2 separate regions of the Mus musculus genome follow, and region 1 is linked to region 2. Evidence: chromatin loops called from intact Hi-C (ENCODE). Cell type or tissue: heart. All regions are shown on one strand. Links, peaks and the distances in the headings refer to the core of each region. The heading gives the core; the rest is flanking DNA.

Region 1 (8,716 bases), core at 319-8,318, 300 kb after region 2:
AGCCAGTAAAGATCATCCCTCCATGACCTTTGCATCAGCTCCTGCTTTCTGACCTGCTTGAGTTCCAGTCCTGACTTCCTTTGGTGATGAACAGCAGCATGGAAGTGTAAGCCAAATAAACCCTTTCCTCCCCAACTTGCTTCTTGGTCATGATGTTTGTGTAGTAATAGAAACCCTGACTAAGACACATACAAACATACATACATACATACATACATACATACATACATACAAATACACATTCACATCATGAGTGGATAGAGCAAACTCCAACGAGTAGGCTCGAGCCACTGCTTTTTCTTTCCTACAGCTTATATGTACCAGTAAAATCTGGCAAGCAGTATAGAATTACAATGTGATATATATTTTGTACATTAAAATGCCCATTTTATTTTTCCTCTAGGGAATAAGTGTGAAAAACAGTATGTTCCCTAATACTTTCACATTACATAGCAGAAGTAAAGAAAACAAATTTTTCTCAAGACTCCAAGTACATTCATATCTAAATAACTTGTTATAGGCTAACAGTGTAAGCAATCAAAGTAACTTTTTCAGTTGCCAATTTCTGTTGCCAGCAGATAGGAAATTACAGTTACAAAGAAAGAATCAATTATGTAATTTTAACTTATAAAGTGATTTATAAAAATCTTAAATGAATCACAAATCTAAACTTTTATATAAAAAAATAGTCATTTCTTCTTTAAGTCATAAGAATGCACATCTACTCATCATCGACTTTTAATATATCACACAAGGAAGCTGAGGCAAAAATGTATCAAGACATTAATTACCACCTAAGTTGACAGGCCTGTCTCAGTAAAATTCACATTAGCCAGTGCTAGTTAGTCTTCCAATAGTTTTGTTCCCTGACCTCAAAATGTCTCTAGGTCAACTATTAAGAGTATGTGTGGATGCTTCAGTCCTATTTAGAAGAGGGAACAAAATAATTACGGAAGTAGAGGGTGGGAGGGACTTATGAGAAATAGAGGGAAATGGGGAAAAGGATGTCTAATCAGGTATAAGAGGGGATGGGGGAATGCACAGAGGCTCTCTGTGAATGCACAGGAAATTGAACAGAGGTGTGTAGCAATGGGGGATGGGGAACTGGGGTAGCCACCAGAAAGTCATAGACACCAGAAAAGAAAGAGGCTCCCAGGACCCAACAGTGATGGCATTAGCTGAAATACCCAATGAAGAGGAGGGAGAACCTGTAGAGACCATATCCAGTTGTCCAGACCAGCAGGACAGTCGAACAGGGACTTGAGGGGCCACCTGGAAGAGAATGGGGCACAAAGAAACACAAAGAACAGACAGCAAGACTAGTTTCTGTTCAAGCTGACAAATTTTTATTTTTCCCACACAGGTTATATACTCATAGGAACAGGAGGGGAATGTAGGGGGGTTGCTTTGTCTCTGGGTAATGCACCTATTCCCAGGAACAGAATAGTGACTGGGTAAATAGTTCAGCAGGAAGATCAGAGCAGAAAGGGTTATTACGCATCTATCTACAAGATTGATAGCTATTTTTTTCTCTGCTGACTTCCAGATCTGTGTCTATTTGTACTCAGGTGGACTAGTACTTTCCCACAGAGGCCAAGACTTTGTAAGTAAGCACTTATGGCTGACAAGTCAGCTAATATTCAAACAGGATCGCTGCCAACATCCAGTGGTGCAGCATGGCCTCCAGGTTGAGGAATGGGGCCACCTACCCACCTCCAAAACTTTGACCCAGAACTGCTACCGTCTAAAAGAAATACAGGGACAAAGAGTGGAGCAGTGACTGAAGGAAAGGCCATCCAGAAACTGCCCCACTTGGGAATCTATCACATATGCAGACATCAGACCCAGACACTATTGCTGATGCCAAGTGCTTGCTGACAGGAGCCTGATATCGATGTCCCGGAGAGACTCTGCCAGAGCCTTTACAGACAGATGAGGATGCTTGCAGCCTTGGACTGAGCACGGGGACCACAATGAGGGAGATAGGTGAAGGACTAAAGAAGCTGAAGGGGTTTACAACCCCATAGGAAGAAAAACAATATCAACCAAACAGACTTCCCCACAGTTCCCATGGACTAAACCACCAAAGACTACACATGGAGGGACCATGGCTCCAGTTGCTAATGTAGCAGAGGATGGCCTTATCTAGCATCAATGGGAAGGGATGTCCTCGGCCCTGTAAAGGCTTGTGCCCCAGTGTAAGGTACCACTAGGGCGGTGAGGTTGGAGTGGGTGAGTGGGTGGGTGGGATCACCCTCATAAAAGCAGGGGGAGAGGGATGGGATGGAGAATTTGCAGCGGGGAAATCAGGAAAGGGGATAACATTTGAAATATAAATAAATAAAATCTTCAATAAAAAGTTTTTTTTAAAAAGAGAGTGTGCATTTTTGAACTTCAAATTTCTCCCTAAGATTTTCTATTTCACAGTCACTAGCAAAAACACCCTAACTAACTTCACTAACAATTTTATCTTTCCAAATGCATACTAAGTGAGATGGCCATTACTAACAATCTACATGTCTATGTTCTTTACAGGGGTGGTGATTGAGTCATTAATTTGCTCCTGCAGCAATGCTTGAAAATTTTCAAGTATCATTATTGTAATTGCCAATGATAATGTTCAGTGAAGGGATGGAGACCACTTACAGATTTTGTATAATTCTTACATTAAGTTGGATGTGAAAGAAACAAGCAGAGAAAAACTCCAGAACACAAAGGCCACTGGATACATAGTACTCAAGAATGTGCCTCTGAGGCATACCTATCTTAGTTGTGCTAACTAATGTGCCATATTCCTTGAGTTTTAAAGGTGTTTGTTGTTCCTCCTGTATGACCTTCAGAAACACACATACAAGTATGTGTGTGTGTGTGTGTATGTGTATATGTGTGTATATATATATATATATATATATATATATATATATATATATTCACACACATCACTCCTCCAAATTGCTGCTATACTGAATAAGAAAGGGAGAAATACAATAAGAGCTAGAAAAAAGGAAATGAGTTTTTTACTGTTTCCTCTGAATTGAAATATCCATTCCATCATGAGGAAGGTGATCATAGACTTAGAAGGATTCTAAAGCTTTTTGTTGTCATATTGGTGAAACACTGAATGACTCCAGACCACAACACTGTAAGCAATCCCTTTTCCATACTTCTTTTAGTGGTCCTAAAAAAAAATCAATTTGTTTTCCAAGATACAAGGATTTTTGTGGGTTTGCTTTCTATGTGTATTTAAGTTCCCCAGGAAGAGCCTATCACAAAATAGTCTAAACACAATTCTAAAACTTTGTTCTGAAATTTGTTTCCTCTCCGGGGTAAATAGATATTTGCTCATGTTTCTTCAGAAACAGTGTCACTATTTAATTTCTTCAGACTAAAAGGGACTCACCATGTCTGAGAAAGAAGAACAAACAGCCCTTCTAAAATTATCCCACAAAATAGAAAACTGTTGTAGCTGTACTCTGACACCAAAATGAAACTAGTGAAAATTTATGTTTCCTGGTGTAGGGCCTAATTCTCAGAACAAGCCAAGACCCAGCTTTAAATGCCATAGCAATCCAGGGCTTACATGGGAAAAAAAACATATGGCTACACTTTAGTAGAGTAAGCAACCTTGATTACAAAAGCAGAAATAGCAGTTATCCTTGTGACCCATTCTTTTGTAGAACAACAAAATTGCCAACCCCAAATTGTTCCTGTCTAAAAGAATTGCAGGGACAAAAGTGAAGCAGAGACTGATGGAATGGCTGACCAGTGACAGGCCTAATTTGGGATCCATCTCATGGGCAAGCAATAATCTCTAACACTATTACTGATGCGGTATTGTGCTTGTACAGAGGAACGTAACATGGCTGTCCCCTGAGAGACTCAAACAGCTTCTGACTGAGACAGATGCAGATACTCATAGCCAAGCATTGGCCTGAGATCAGGAACCCAGATGGAAGGATTGAAGGAACGGAAGGGGATCCAACTCCACAGGAAGACCAACAGTGTAAACTAACCTGGACCTGTGGGAAGTCCCAGAGACTAAGTCACCAACCTAAGAGTGTAAGACCTCCTTTCGGGGACCCCCACTCTAGTCTCAGGAGAGAGAGCACACCCAAAGAAACATGACAATCCTTCTTTCTGCAAACACACGAGGCAGTTTAATGGCAGAGATCCGGGTCAAAAAGTATCTCAAGCACGAGACAGAGGATTTGACCCTGAGGCTCGAAAGCTAGGAGTTTTTATGAGGTAAAAGGCTTAGAGGTGGGGAATTCAGCATAGTGACACACTATTGGCTTATTCAAACATCAGCAGAAAAATTACATGTCAGCAAAAGAATACGTGCAGGCCAGGGTGTCAGAGTTCTGTGATTTGGATTTTTTTTTTTAATGCTAGCAGAGTATCTGGTTAATTTATGACTTTAAACTGTGCCAACGGGCAATGGGCAGAGGGAGGTGCCGGGCCAGATGGTTGTTGACTCAGTTCAGATAGCCCTGTTATGTCCTGACATTCCTCTTTATCTTTATGGCCAAGCTGTTCCCAGGAATGCTTTAATGATGGGGGCATGCCTGGGTTTGTTCTTCTTTGTTCTCAGCCCCAGGCAGCCTCTAGGCTCACAAACAATCAGCAATTTCTTATCCTGAGCTTATCCCCGTCCCGCAGGAAATAAACACAGGACACGCCAGATTCTTCCGTGGTTAACTTACTTCATAAAATATTGAGGTAGACAAAGAAGGCTCAGAAAGTGTGTGGCTTAAATACCCTTAAGGTGTGACGAGTCTAAACTAGGACCGGTAGCTACACCCACGATACTCATGCCCCCTGGGGATAGGCTAAAGCCCCCAGGGGTTGGGCTAGTGCCCAGGGAGATGGACAGGTGCCCCGGAAATGGGCTGGTGACTTTAGGCGGGCTTTTGCTCTTGCAGCTGTGCACCATGAGCTCAATCTAAACTGAGAGATCGGTTTGGCACGATGGAGGTTTAGCACCATCTAGTGACGGCATGTATATTGCGGCTTTCCACAATTTCTGAGTACTTTATATGACTTACAGGTCTTGAAATTTCATCTTTCTTTCAAGAGCATACATGGGCTGGACCATAGACCCTGGTACATATGTTGCAGAGGTCTGCCTTGCCTTGTCTCAGTGCTAGAGTATACACCTAATCCTGTAAAGACTTGATAAACTAGGGTAGGGGGATACCAGGGTTGGGTACCGTCTCAGAGGCAAAGAGGATGGAGGATGGGAAGACGAACTTTGTGAGAGGATACAGCATTTGGGATATAAATAAATAAAATAATTAATAAAAAGCATAGCAGACAATTTTTTCGAATAGTCTTCAGTGTCTGAGACAAAATGGAATCGGCTGCCAGGTTATACCTTGTATAAGCTAGGAACTTTCATGATGGAAGCGTTTTTACCTTGTGGCTTCTCATAAAGTAAGTTTAAACTTTAAGTATTCTGTTAGCCATCACAACAGTAACAGGAAGAGAAGAAAAGCAACTACATCACTAACAGAAACACAGAGATTGAAAAGGCCATGCTGAAGCTTTTTTATGGCTTTTTAGAATTCTCACCTGTCTACCAATTTCCTCTAGGCAGAAAGAAACAGAAGCCACCACCCACAACAGTTGACTTATTGTTTAATAGCACTGAAGAGAGGATCTTGCGATCCTTGCAAGTTTCTTCTTTCACAGACAAGGAAAAATTGTCTTCTTCCTGATTCCAGGGACCTCATCTCCCCCATACTTCTTCCTGAGAGAATGTTTCAATTTAGAGGAATCTACTGTACTATGAAGACAATCAGTAGCAAACAGCCACAATTAATCCTTGGCTGAAAGTTGTATTGAGAGGTAAAATCCCTGAAATTCCTTCCTGATGCTTGTTTGGTTGTTGTCAGACCCAGTTCTTTGCAGCCACAGTACAGGTAACAACTCCACCTGTGAGATCTTGATTCTAACCAAGGAAAAGCATGATGGAAAATGGAATAGTCATTTCCAAGGTTGAAGTTCCATGCACAGTGTACTTTTACTGGGAAATGTTCTTAACAACAAGAAAACTGACATTCATGAATGCTTCAGAGATACAAACTAATAACTGAAAATTTAATCTAGGAAAGGAATTCAAGCTTGTCATGTCCTAATTTAACATTTTTGATACTCATTCAATTATTTTAGATTTTGACTGTTTTCAACCGTAGTATGCATTTAATTTAAATTCCAATTATGTGTACATCACTATGTAAGCAATTAAAAGTAGTGAAAATCCACATATAGAAAAAAGTTGTGCTGGACAGTGGTGGTGCACACCTTTAATCCCAGCAATTGGGAGGCAGAGACCAACCTAGTCTATAGAGTGAGTTTCAGGACAGCCAGGGCTACACAAAGAAACCCTGTCTCAAAAACAAACAAACAAACAAACAAACAAACAAACAAACAAAAAAGTTGTATGGATGGCATAAAGCATATATCACATGGTGATGAGCACCCTCCATATTTCCACCCAATTTCCAGCAAGACAAAATCATATTGCATGGACTCAAGTGAAATATTGTGGGCATTAGTTACAAGGTTATTTTAACTAACACCACTAATATGAAACATAGGGAGAGCAATGAAAGAATTTCAGTTTATTTTCATTTTCACTCATGCCCCAGAAAGAAAAGCCAATATGAAATGCATTTTGTTTGAAAGCAATTTGTTATTGTTGTAGTTATCATTATTTCAGTTTCTAAAATTCACAATTATTTGCATCCTTCTATACCTTGTGATTGATATGTTCTGTGCTGTCTTCCAGTGGTATTTCTTGATGGATAGTAAACACAATTTCAGTAAATATGTGCTGACTTGTTCTTATATGAAAAAAAACAAGCAAAAACATACACATACCTTTAGCACTAAATATTGTTATACAAAATATAATAATATTCCTATTGAATACAAACATTTCTCTGAGCATGATAATTAATGTCAGAATTCCATAAGTGTTTGGAATACATAGGATGACCTTTAGGATTTTTGATAGTTTACCCAAGCAAAGCAATGGATGGATGTGCTGGAACCATGTCTCATGAGCAAGTAGGGGCTTACAGAAGCAAAACACATTGAGAATATTGCATGGATACTCACTAGATGCCAGGTAAGATTAACTAAAAAGTTTAAACAAATAGTTAAAAGTGTGGAGAGTGTATAGAAACATACAAAGGTACTCACTAGGAGAAGAATGGTTTGTGTTGCTCTGGACTCATGGCTGGATCTAGGGAAAATATTGCTCCTAATCATATGTTCCATCCTCTGCCTGTGCCTGTGCAAAATGAGAACCATGGAACCACTGGAGCACAGCATGAAAAACATGCACACAGCACCAGGGATAATCACGTGTGCTGCATGCAGTACTTCAGCAGTTTTGTCAAAAGAAAGAGAAGAACAGTAACCCAAGTCCTTGAGATTTGTGTTGTTAACATTGCACAATTTTGCAGACATATACTTAAGGGAAACAATGCTAAAAAGGAGAGATAGAATCCAAGTCAAGTATAGGGAAGAGCTGATGCACTTGGGTGCTTTTTTTTTTAAGATTGTCCAAATGGCATCCTCTGGGCTGATAGTGATGACCTGGAAGACACTCAATAAGCATGCACTGCCGAATGACACGCCTCTTCCCACCCTATGAAGGTAGGAAAGTAGTTTGCACTCAAAATCATTGAAGAAACATTGAAAACCAAAAGCTGCCATTGCTTGTGGAACACCTTTACATAGGAGAGTTAAGAAGTTGGACACAATCAAGTGCATCAAAATCCAGTCCATGTGCTTTAATTTGTATGATTTGAAGTAAAGCACTATATAATTGTAGAGGAGACACGAATTGCCCAAAACTCCAGCAACAGTCTGTGATACCAAAATAACCCCTATAGCCATATCACCAGAAGTGATTTGATGAGACCCTTCTGCCTGATCCCGAGGATTCTGCATGAGGAGGTAGGCATGGACTACTTGCTTCATGTTACTTAAAACCTGGCATTTGCCATGCAAGTTATTCTCACTAGAATTAATAAGTGATTCACTGTGATTTTTTAAATGTATAGATCCTAGATTTCTAAGAAAAACAATGTATAATTAGTTGACCCTTCTAAACCTATAAGGTATATATTATTACTTAATGGGTTATCAGTGAAGATGAAGGAATCTGAGTTACATACAGTATAGTTGAGATTTAGAAATTTTGCTTGTTTCAGGATACTGAGAGGCATATCTGGCTAGGTGGTGATATTTTGGGTGTATAACCATTTCACATGCTCCATTAGTTCTAGTTATTTATTGGGCTTTTCAGGTATACTTGTGGAGTATTTGCCTCTAATTTCTTATGTTCCTATTGTGTCACATGTGGCTAGACTTTCATGATTTCTTTCTATTTCAAGTAACCATTGGTTTGTGAATATTAATGGTATAGACCAATATAAATTATTAGTGAACATTGAGATCTGTTGATAGAAGTGCATAAGCTATTCTATCAAAAAACTCAGGGTCCTGAAAGATTATATGTCTTTGCAATGAATAAAGTGCAGCATGAGTCAAAGGTGTTGACCTAGAACTCACTTATTTCATATAAAGAAAAACAGCACATCAAACAATCACAAGACTTGTTGGTTGATCAGTGGTCAAAGCATCACCTTATAAAACAAAGAAATCACACAATAGCAAAAATGTATAGAAAGGAATAAATACA
Region 2 (8,716 bases), core at 294-8,293:
AGACAATGGTTTGAACATTCCTGCTGGTGCACAACTTTAATGTGAGCACTGAGGAGATAGAGGTGGGTGGAAATCTGTGAATTCCAGTCCAGCCTGGTCTATATGATGACTTCTACATAGCAATTTGGTCATGTATCCATGGGCAGAATTTTTTTTTTTTGAACCAAGAAAAACAAGAGGATTGCAGAGATTTTTTTTTCTGATGTAGATGATCATAATTATTCACAAGATTGTTTCTAATATTATCCTATATTATAATACCTCTTAACTTTGTTTTTGTCTCTTTATCCCCCTTCCCCCCAAACAGAGTTTCTCTGTGTAGCCCTGGCTATCCTTAAACTCACTGTGTAGACCAGGCTGGCAAAGAATTCCAAGATCTACCTGCCTCTGCCTCAGGAGTGCTAGGATTAAAGGTATATGCCACCACAAACTGGTTTATAAAATGCCCTGTCTAGCTGTGAAAATACTGTGACCGGATTCCCTCAAAGAGAATACTCTGATTTCCAGACTCTAATTTACAACATTAAGAATTCAGCAGAGGGGTTGGAGAGATGGCTCAGCAGTTAAGAGCACTGACTGCTCTTCCAGAGGTCCTGAGTTCAATTTCCAGCAACCACATGGTGGCTCACAACCATCTGTAATGGGAATCCAATGGCCTCTTCTGGTGTGTCTGAAGCCTGCAACAGTGTACTCACATATATAGAATAAAAAAATATTAAAAAAAAAAAAAACTCAGCAAAAGTGTTGGGGTCCAAGAGTTGCCCAACAAACCACACAAACAAATCCTGATCTCTGTAAGCCATCTGATCCTTGATGGTTTTTTGAAGGCACAACCTAAGACTCATAAGTCAGGTAGTAGACTTCAGGGGCTGAGCAACTACACAAATATCTTTTCCTGTAAGCTTATAAAAGGAGGAAAAAAACCCAAAGAACAGAAAGCACAATGAGATCACATTCAGGTGCAGGAAGGGCTCTGCTCTGACTCAAGCCATTTTAGACTAACAGTTCATGTTGACCTTTAATTTGATAGGTCCTACGTAAGGCTTTGTGGAAATTCTTAAGATTAACAAACCTCAAACAGAACATAACAGGATACGTGATCAGCATGACCTTGCTCTGAGTCAAGTTATTTTTCTGTGTCAGTGACTGGCAGGCATGTTACAGCAACAATCTGAAATAGCTGGCATGCATGGAACAAAATGGCTACAGCTATTCTGAGATGGGGCAGACCTCAACAAGAAGACACATTTTTTTTTCTTTTTCTTAGCTGGCTTTCCTTCCTTGATTGTTTGCTTTCTTCCTTTCTTCTTTCCTTCCTTCATTATTTATTCTCTCCTCCTCTTTTTTTTTTTTTTTTTTGTAATTATTTTTATTGTTTTGTTTTTTGAGACAGTGTCTCACCATATAGCTCTGGCTGTCCTGGAACTCACTATATAGCCTTTGCTCCTGAGTGCTGAGATAAAACGTGAGTGTCACCAAGCCTGGCGCCACTCTTTTCACAATTTGCATCACAGATTGCATACGTTCCCGATGGAAAATTAATAGTAGATAGACAGTTTACTTTTAAAACTTAATTTTTACATCCATACCAGTAAAACTCACAACAAACAGTACAATCAAATTCATTTAAGTTTGCAGGAGTTCCTTTCGTGACTAAAAGCTCATGGGGAATCCACCACATGCCACTTTCTTAAATAGAGAAGTGGTAGAATACGGAAGTTAGTATGGATGATTGTAAATTTCAATAGCTTTGTCCTTTCCGTCATAGCAAAGAGAGCTGCGTTTTCAAATATTAACTGATAAATTCAAATATTCTACTAGATCAGCCAGAAGGTCAATAAAAAGAAATAGTATTATTCCAGTTAATATTACTGAAAATTTATCGACGAGGGTCTGACATCCACAGCACAATTTTGAGAGTCGTTATCCTTATGATCAGAGGGGAAATTGATCCCGCTCTGCTCCCCTCCCACTCCTGCCCATTCCCCAGCCCCGCCTCAGCTCCTCGGACCTGGAAGGTTCGAGCGCCTCCCTCCCTTGTCCCCACCCCCACTCCCACTTCCTCTCCCCCATCCCCCGCTGCTGCCTCTGCCAGCTGCTAAACTGCTGACTCTCCCAGGATGCTCAAAAGGTACCTGCGGTATAGGTAAGTTTTCCGGTTCTGCGAGCCCCGCCGTTTCCTCCATACTCAGGTCTCCACCACGCGATTCCACACTGTGCAGCCGCTCTACCCCTCAACCCCAACCCCAGCTCAGTCTTGTACCGGATTCTTGACACTCCAGACTTTGACTTTTTAGTCCCACTTCCCAAGCTAACACACCTTGCTTCCTAGCTTCCCTGGCCTCAGTCTTCTAATCCCACCCACACTACACCCTTCCTCTACACCCAGCCAATGTACCACATCTTCCATCCTCTATTTCTGGGCGAGTGGGCCCGCCCAGCGGAGACCGGCCCCTCCCACTCTGTCTCAGGCTTCTTTCTGCCACAGCTCTTCCCTTCAGGTTGCTCTGCACAGTCTCCCCACACTCTTGCAGCCAGTCTAGACCAGAACTATATCTGGTAGGACCCTGCACCCCGATATCTGATCCCCATAGTGAATTCTGAATCTTTCAGATGCAAAACAGACAACCTAAGATCCCCATCTCACTATCATCCTCTCCACCACATACTGCATACCAAACAACAGGCTAAATTCGGATGCCAGAGTCCCATCCCCAAAACACAAACATGAGAAACCAAAACCAAATACTTCAATTTTGATTTGGAGAGAGACTTTTCAGGAACGTGGATTTGGGGGAGGGGGGAGGTTGTCTCAAGAACTCAGTGGTCAGTGTTGGGGTCCAGCAGTAGCCCTACATGCCACACAAACCCTGATCTCAGTCAGACAAGGACAGATAATTGGATGCATACCCTAAGACTGATCAGAATTTGGGGGCTGAGCTACAACCACAAACACTTCTCAGGACTGGTTTAAGAATGAAAAAAATCACAATGCGCTCATATGCAGGTGCAGGAAGTGCTGACCTGTGGTTTTCTCTGACCCAAGCTATTTTTGCTAGCCAGACAGAGCAGTTCTATCTGACCTTTATTCTGATTGGTCCTAAGTGGAGCATATAATTTTCAAAGTTCTTAAGATTAACCAACTTCAGAACACACAGAAGATAACAGGGTATGTGGAACACGACCCTGCTCTGAGTCAAATTATTTTTCTGTGTCAATGACTAACTGGCATATTACAGAAACAATGTGAAATAGCTGGCAGGCATGGAACAAAATGGCTACAGCTATGTTACAGGGACAGACCTCAACAGTCAGGACTGAATTCATACTTCATTGAACTTCTTTCACCACTAGATGGCGGACATGTCATTTTAGTAAAGCAGAAACAAGTTTGTCTTCATGATTCCAAAAGTGCTTTGAGATAAAACCTAGAACTAACTCTCTCTCTCTCTCTCTCTCTCTCTCTCTCTCTCTCTCTCTCTCTCTCTCTAGTACAGTGGTGTACGCAGAGAATCTTGCACGTCCCAGATGCAGAAAATAAGTAAGGTTTGTGGTCCCAACCCTAGAAAAGTCAGTTTTACAATCCAATGTCTAGCTCTGAGAAGCATGGAGGAAGAAGAGATGGTTAGGAAATAAGAAGGGAGAGAGGGGGAAAGGCTAAGAATTCCAAGTCTAGAGTTCTCTAGACTCCATACAACTACTGCAATCAGTAACCAAGAGCAGCTGTCCTTGCCTGCACTGGCCCCACACAAGACCACGGTCAATCTAGGAAAGGGAAAAGGCTTTACCTCTCAGGCATTGGCAATGGATAGACTGTAGAAGAAGAATCACTGGCTTTAGTTGTCATCCTGTGCTGAGCACATCAGGCTCCTGAACATAGCTTCAAACCCACAGTCTCACAAATGGCTCTGGTTCATCTTAGTGGGTGCCAGGCAATATGAATAGACATGAACAAAGTGACTGTTGGAACTGTGGACCAGGATAGCAGAGAGGTAGGAGTGAGAATGGGCAGTATTTGAAGTGGGCACAGAAACACACAATGCTGTGATATACATGCATTTTATCTTTGTGTGTGTGTATGTGTGAAATAACTAATAATAAAAAAATCGGGGCATTCATTCATGGTAGACAAGGTTTCTCTGTGTGAACCTGTGCTTAAAGGCCCGTGATAACATACCTAGATCAATTAAAAAAAAATCAGTGTGTAATTTCTTCTTAGTTCTAACAGTATCTGATGGATTTTTTTTTTTTTTTTTTTTTTCAGTTTTGAGGGCCAAGATGGCCTTGAATTCACTGAGATCAGCAGTTCCTGACTCTGGAATGCTAGGATTAAAGGCATGCTCCAACATGTCAGGTTTATTCATTATCTGGCTTAGTATCAGATAATAGAGTCAGGAAGTCTTGATATTTTTGTGTGTGTCAAGAAGTATTAAATATTAGTCTATTTGCTGCTCTTCAAAGTCCTGATAGAATTCTGTCAATTTGGTCCTGGGCTTTGTTTTGAAGATGTCATTTTATAATTGATTCAGTCATATTGCTCCTCTTAGTCTTGTTTATAATATTTGTTTCATGTCATTTATATTTGGTATGTTATATGTGCCTGAAAACTCATACACCTCAACTAGAATATCCTCTCTAGTACAATAGATGTCTTCAGTGTCAGTAGATAGAAGATCCACTTGTTAACTCATTTCTATCAAGTAAATTGTGCCTTTACCTTGGGTAACTATCAGGACCTTATCAACAAGGAAAGACACAAGGACAGGATGAAAGACTCAGGCTCTGAAGGCCAATCTTATCTTTATTTTAATCTTTGGGCAGAGGGCATGGAGAGGCAGAGGCTGGAAAAATTTAGTCTGAAGCCCTCCTGGGTTGCCTGCCATCTTAACATAGTATATTGTCTTATTGTAGCTCTGGGAAGGTGACTGCCCCGGTGGTTGTTCTTCTCAGTGGGCTGAGTGTGGCAGGATGGTGTCCACTCTCTTTACAACTTAGACTACATCAGTTCAGATCGGGAGCGAGCACTTCTGGCAGGAAGGGTAGCCATTTACTGAGCAAAATGAGTGACCAGGAGGCCATTCTACGATCTGGTAAAGGGAGACATCGGCCTCTCCTGCTTTTGTCCAAGCTTGAAGCTCTGCTCTTTGGGAACTCATGTCCTCACTTATGGAGATCTAGGTTAGGGCCGCGGGAGTCTTAGACCATTCTAGGGGCCGTGGACCCTTGTGTGCGCCGCTCGGCGGAAGGGGAGAGAAACGCGCCTGGGTGAGCCGCGGCTAATCGAGGGGTCGGGTCAGATTCTTTGTGCCCCGCCGCCTGCAGGGAGAGCCCCACACTGGGGTTTGAATCCCCGAGGAGCCCGGGCGCACCACAGCATCTTGTTGGCTGGCGCCGAGTAACTGGGCTCCTCTCCTCTGCCTGCGCAAAGCGGAGCGGTGCCACTCGGGTCCCAGGTTTTCCCCGCTGCCCAGGGCGCCGCGGTGGCCGGTAGGCTCCCCAGCGGAGTGACTGGGCCCCCGCCCCGGCGAGGCCCCACGGCCTTCCGCCCGAGGTGGGCTCAGCCCCGCGCGACTTCCCGCCGCAGCTGCGGGACACCAGCACCTAGGCCCGGGACTCTCAGGCTCCCTAAAGTAGCGAATCGGTCTGGAAAAGAAAGAGTTAAGCCGAGAGGCTGGGTGGGTCTTCAAATCGCTACAGCGTCAGTCCCTCAACATTCCTTAAAGTGACACACACAGAACAGACAACTATACAGCAGCTAAAACAAACAGGACACTTCCGCTCTGTCCTTCACTGACATTAACACCAGGGGCACTCTGTACCCCAGAATCTTTGGAACGACGCCTAAGCCCCCTTGGCTAGGATGTACCAGGGTGACCACCGCAGCCGGATTCTACATCCTCTTTTGCTGTTTCTTGCCAGGTAATACAGCTTTTTAGGCCTCTTCAGAACAGAATTACAGAATTATTCAGAACAGGATTATTACAGTATCACACAAGCACACATGGATAGACTCACAGACTCAGAGATAACCAGTGCCGAGATTCTCCAGGGTTGGGTCCTGGTGGCCTTGGAGTTCCAGGCCAATGCACCAAAATGTTGTGCCAGGAAGAGTTCATGAACCCCAAATGGCCACCAAGGAGCTGTTTCTGTTGGGTCTCTTTATTTCAAGTTTGGATTTGGGCTCTCCTCCAACCCAACCCTGACAAAGCAGGACCAGAAAGGAAGGCAGAGCAGCGTGCGCCACCACACCCGGCCAGAGCAGACTCAAACCCTCAGCAGGACAAGGTTTTATAAGGAATGGGAGTAAGTGAGGGGGCGTCCAGCCTAACAAATATCTAACTGAATGTCTATTGTAAGCTGACAGGTGGGTGCTCTGAAGCAAGATCATGAACAATCCCAAAGGGTCTGAAAGTACGTCTGAAAAAATCAGACTAATCTTTGATTAACTGTTGCTAGAAAGTAACTCTGGCCAAGGACAAACCATGGGGTCCTTCCTGGTACTTGGATGCAGCTTGGGTTCTGCTGCAGGTCAAGTTCTCAGGCTTTTTTATCTTTATGTTGGAGGCCGGTCCCAAGATAGAGTAGGTTTGGCCTTTCACTAGAAACAAAAACATTACCTCAAATGAAAAGTATCTTTTGGAGACTTTCCTGGTCTACTCAAGTCCTGTGTTGTTGTTCTTAAGAAAGATGGTGGTGAAGCCATAATTCGACCCTTATTATCTGTCCCAAAGTCAAGTGCTTCTTACCCAGCATGCAAACTTTACTCCTGCTGGTTTAAGGGGGTAATTTAAAATGAGCAGCCTGATCCTTCACCATCACTATGGTAACCACCATTGCTGCTGCAACAGGAGGGAGGTGAAGGGGGAGGGAGGGTAAGGATAGGGAGGCACGTGGAGCCCTATGGTCAGTGCAGTGAAGGGAGAGTAGGGAACCCAGCTCTCCCTGGGAGAACACAGGGAGTTCAGACAAATTTGAACAAATTTTTGTTTTAGATTCCATGGCACCCATCTTCCCAGCGTTTGCCAGAGATCCCAACACTCTAGAATTGCCTTCCCAATTGATAGTCTGGGATCAAACCAAAAGTGTGTTTGTGGGTGGTAGCCTCTGTATCAGAGGTTCCCCCAAAACAAACACCTGGTCTTTCTTCACATGGCTAACTCTGGTGCTACCCTGACTCAGCAGAGAAATCGAGGATTTGTCACAAACATTGCACTTGAAGGTTTTCTGTCCAGTATGAATTCTCTGATGGACAGCGAGGCTTGAGGGGTTACTGAAGCATTTCCTGCATTTTCCACTCTGATGTGGTGTCTCTCCAATGAAGATTGTTTGTTGCATGAGACTGTATGTAGAGATGAAGTCACCATCACACTCTCTTTACCTGTGCTCTTTCTCTTCAGGGTAGCATCTCTGATCTTGAGGAATGTTGGAAGACAAAGTTAAGGATTTCTCACAGTCTTTAGATTCAGAAGGTTCTTCTCCAGTGTGCCTGCTTTTATGTCTATGTGGGTTTGATGAGTCAACAGAGGCTTCCTTGTCACTACAGCATCTGTAGTTATTGGAGGTTTCTGTAGTGTCACTTCTTTTATAAAGTACACAGTTTGGGGGTTCATGAAGCATTTCACCAAGCTCACTACACTGACAAGACTCCTTTTCGGTGTTCACATGTTGAGGGACAGTATCCCATGTACAGTCCTTTAAAAACAAATCAGATTAATAGGGTTTGTTCCAAAATTAAACATTTGATAAATGGTTGTCTCCATAAGCTCTTTCTTACAATAAGTCAACCAGCAACTACTTAGATGTGTTTCTTTTACTGTAATTTTATGTATTCCCACAACAATGGCCTGACAGCCTTCAAGGGTCTGTGATTTACAATAGATATCTCATCATTATAGAAAATGTATACTGGCTCAAGATGGACCAAATAATTGAGGAGTTAGTAACTGGTTTTGGGGTGGAGCTCAAATGGCTGATTGTACTTAGAATACATGTTTCTATTCAGAAACTGGTGACAAATTTAATGAAATCCCAGGTTCACAGTGTTTGTACTCAATAATACACAGTAACAAAGATTACTGTCCGAGCCGGGCGTGGTGGCGCACGCCTTTAATCCCAGCACTCGGGAGGCAGAGGCAGGTGGATCTCTGAGTTCAAGGCCAGCCTGGTCTACAAAGTGAGTTCCAGGATAGCCAGGGCTACACAGAGAAACCCTGTCTGGAAAAACCAAAAAAAAAAAAATTAAAAAAAAATTACTGTTCAAGAAATCTAAATCTTTCTACTACTTACTTAAAAGCATCAACACATTTGTCTGTTTGGTTTTTTTTTTATTGTTTTGTTTTTGTTTTTGTTTTGCTTTGGTTTGGTTTGGTTTTTGGTTTTTTGAGACAGGGTTTCTCTGTATAGCCCTGGCTTTCCTGGAACTCACTCTGTAGACCAGGCTGGCCTTGAACTCAGAAATCCACCTGCCTCTGCCTCCCAAGTGCTGGGATTAAAGGCGTGTGCCACCACACCTGGATGTTTTGTTTTGTTTTGTTTTGTTTTTTCTTTAAAAAACACACTATATTATTGAAAAGTAATGGAAGCAAAGCAAGTATTTTTCAGATATCAGAGACTTTAGAATACAGAGCCTAGATTATTTGAGGGAGGGCTGTCAGGTGTAGCGATTGCTTATTTCTTTCCTACACTGTCTGAATTACATATATTGCCAGATATCTTT

Evidence for each region. Peaks named below come from ENCODE experiments on the same cell type or tissue, not always from the same donor. Only the 100,000 strongest peaks of a DNase experiment are listed, where the experiment ranks them.
Region 1: it touches region 2 in a loop (2.6-fold over the local background); 4 of 42 quality-filtered maps call a loop at or near these places.

Annotation. Positions count from the first base shown.
Region 1 is chr17:21,228,102-21,236,817 of GRCm38, reverse strand. Vmn1r234 (vomeronasal 1 receptor 234) reads right to left here and starts at 7,992. Exons shown (of 1, transcript NM_134198.2): 1 at 7,002-7,992. The coding sequence starts at 7,992. The coding sequence ends at 7,003. In heart, for the core only: a CTCF peak has its summit at 5,003 (motif pointing left); no DNase peak of the experiment used is centred there.
Region 2 is chr17:21,529,253-21,537,968 of GRCm38, reverse strand. Zfp52 (zinc finger protein 52) reads right to left here and starts at 2,430. Exons shown (of 5, transcript NM_144515.2): 1 at 2,136-2,430. It overlaps 9330136K24Rik (RIKEN cDNA 9330136K24 gene), which reads left to right and starts at 2,091. Exons shown (of 3, transcript NR_131123.1): 1 at 2,091-2,146; 2 at 3,498-3,541; 3 at 7,398-8,716. It also overlaps a transcript of Zfp53 not described here. In heart, for the core only: CTCF peaks have their summits at 3,340 (motif pointing right), 5,237 and 5,843; DNase peaks (open chromatin) are centred at 2,128, 2,428, 5,438, 6,138 and 2 weaker places; H3K4me3 peaks cover 3,289 bases; H3K27ac peaks cover 3,509 bases.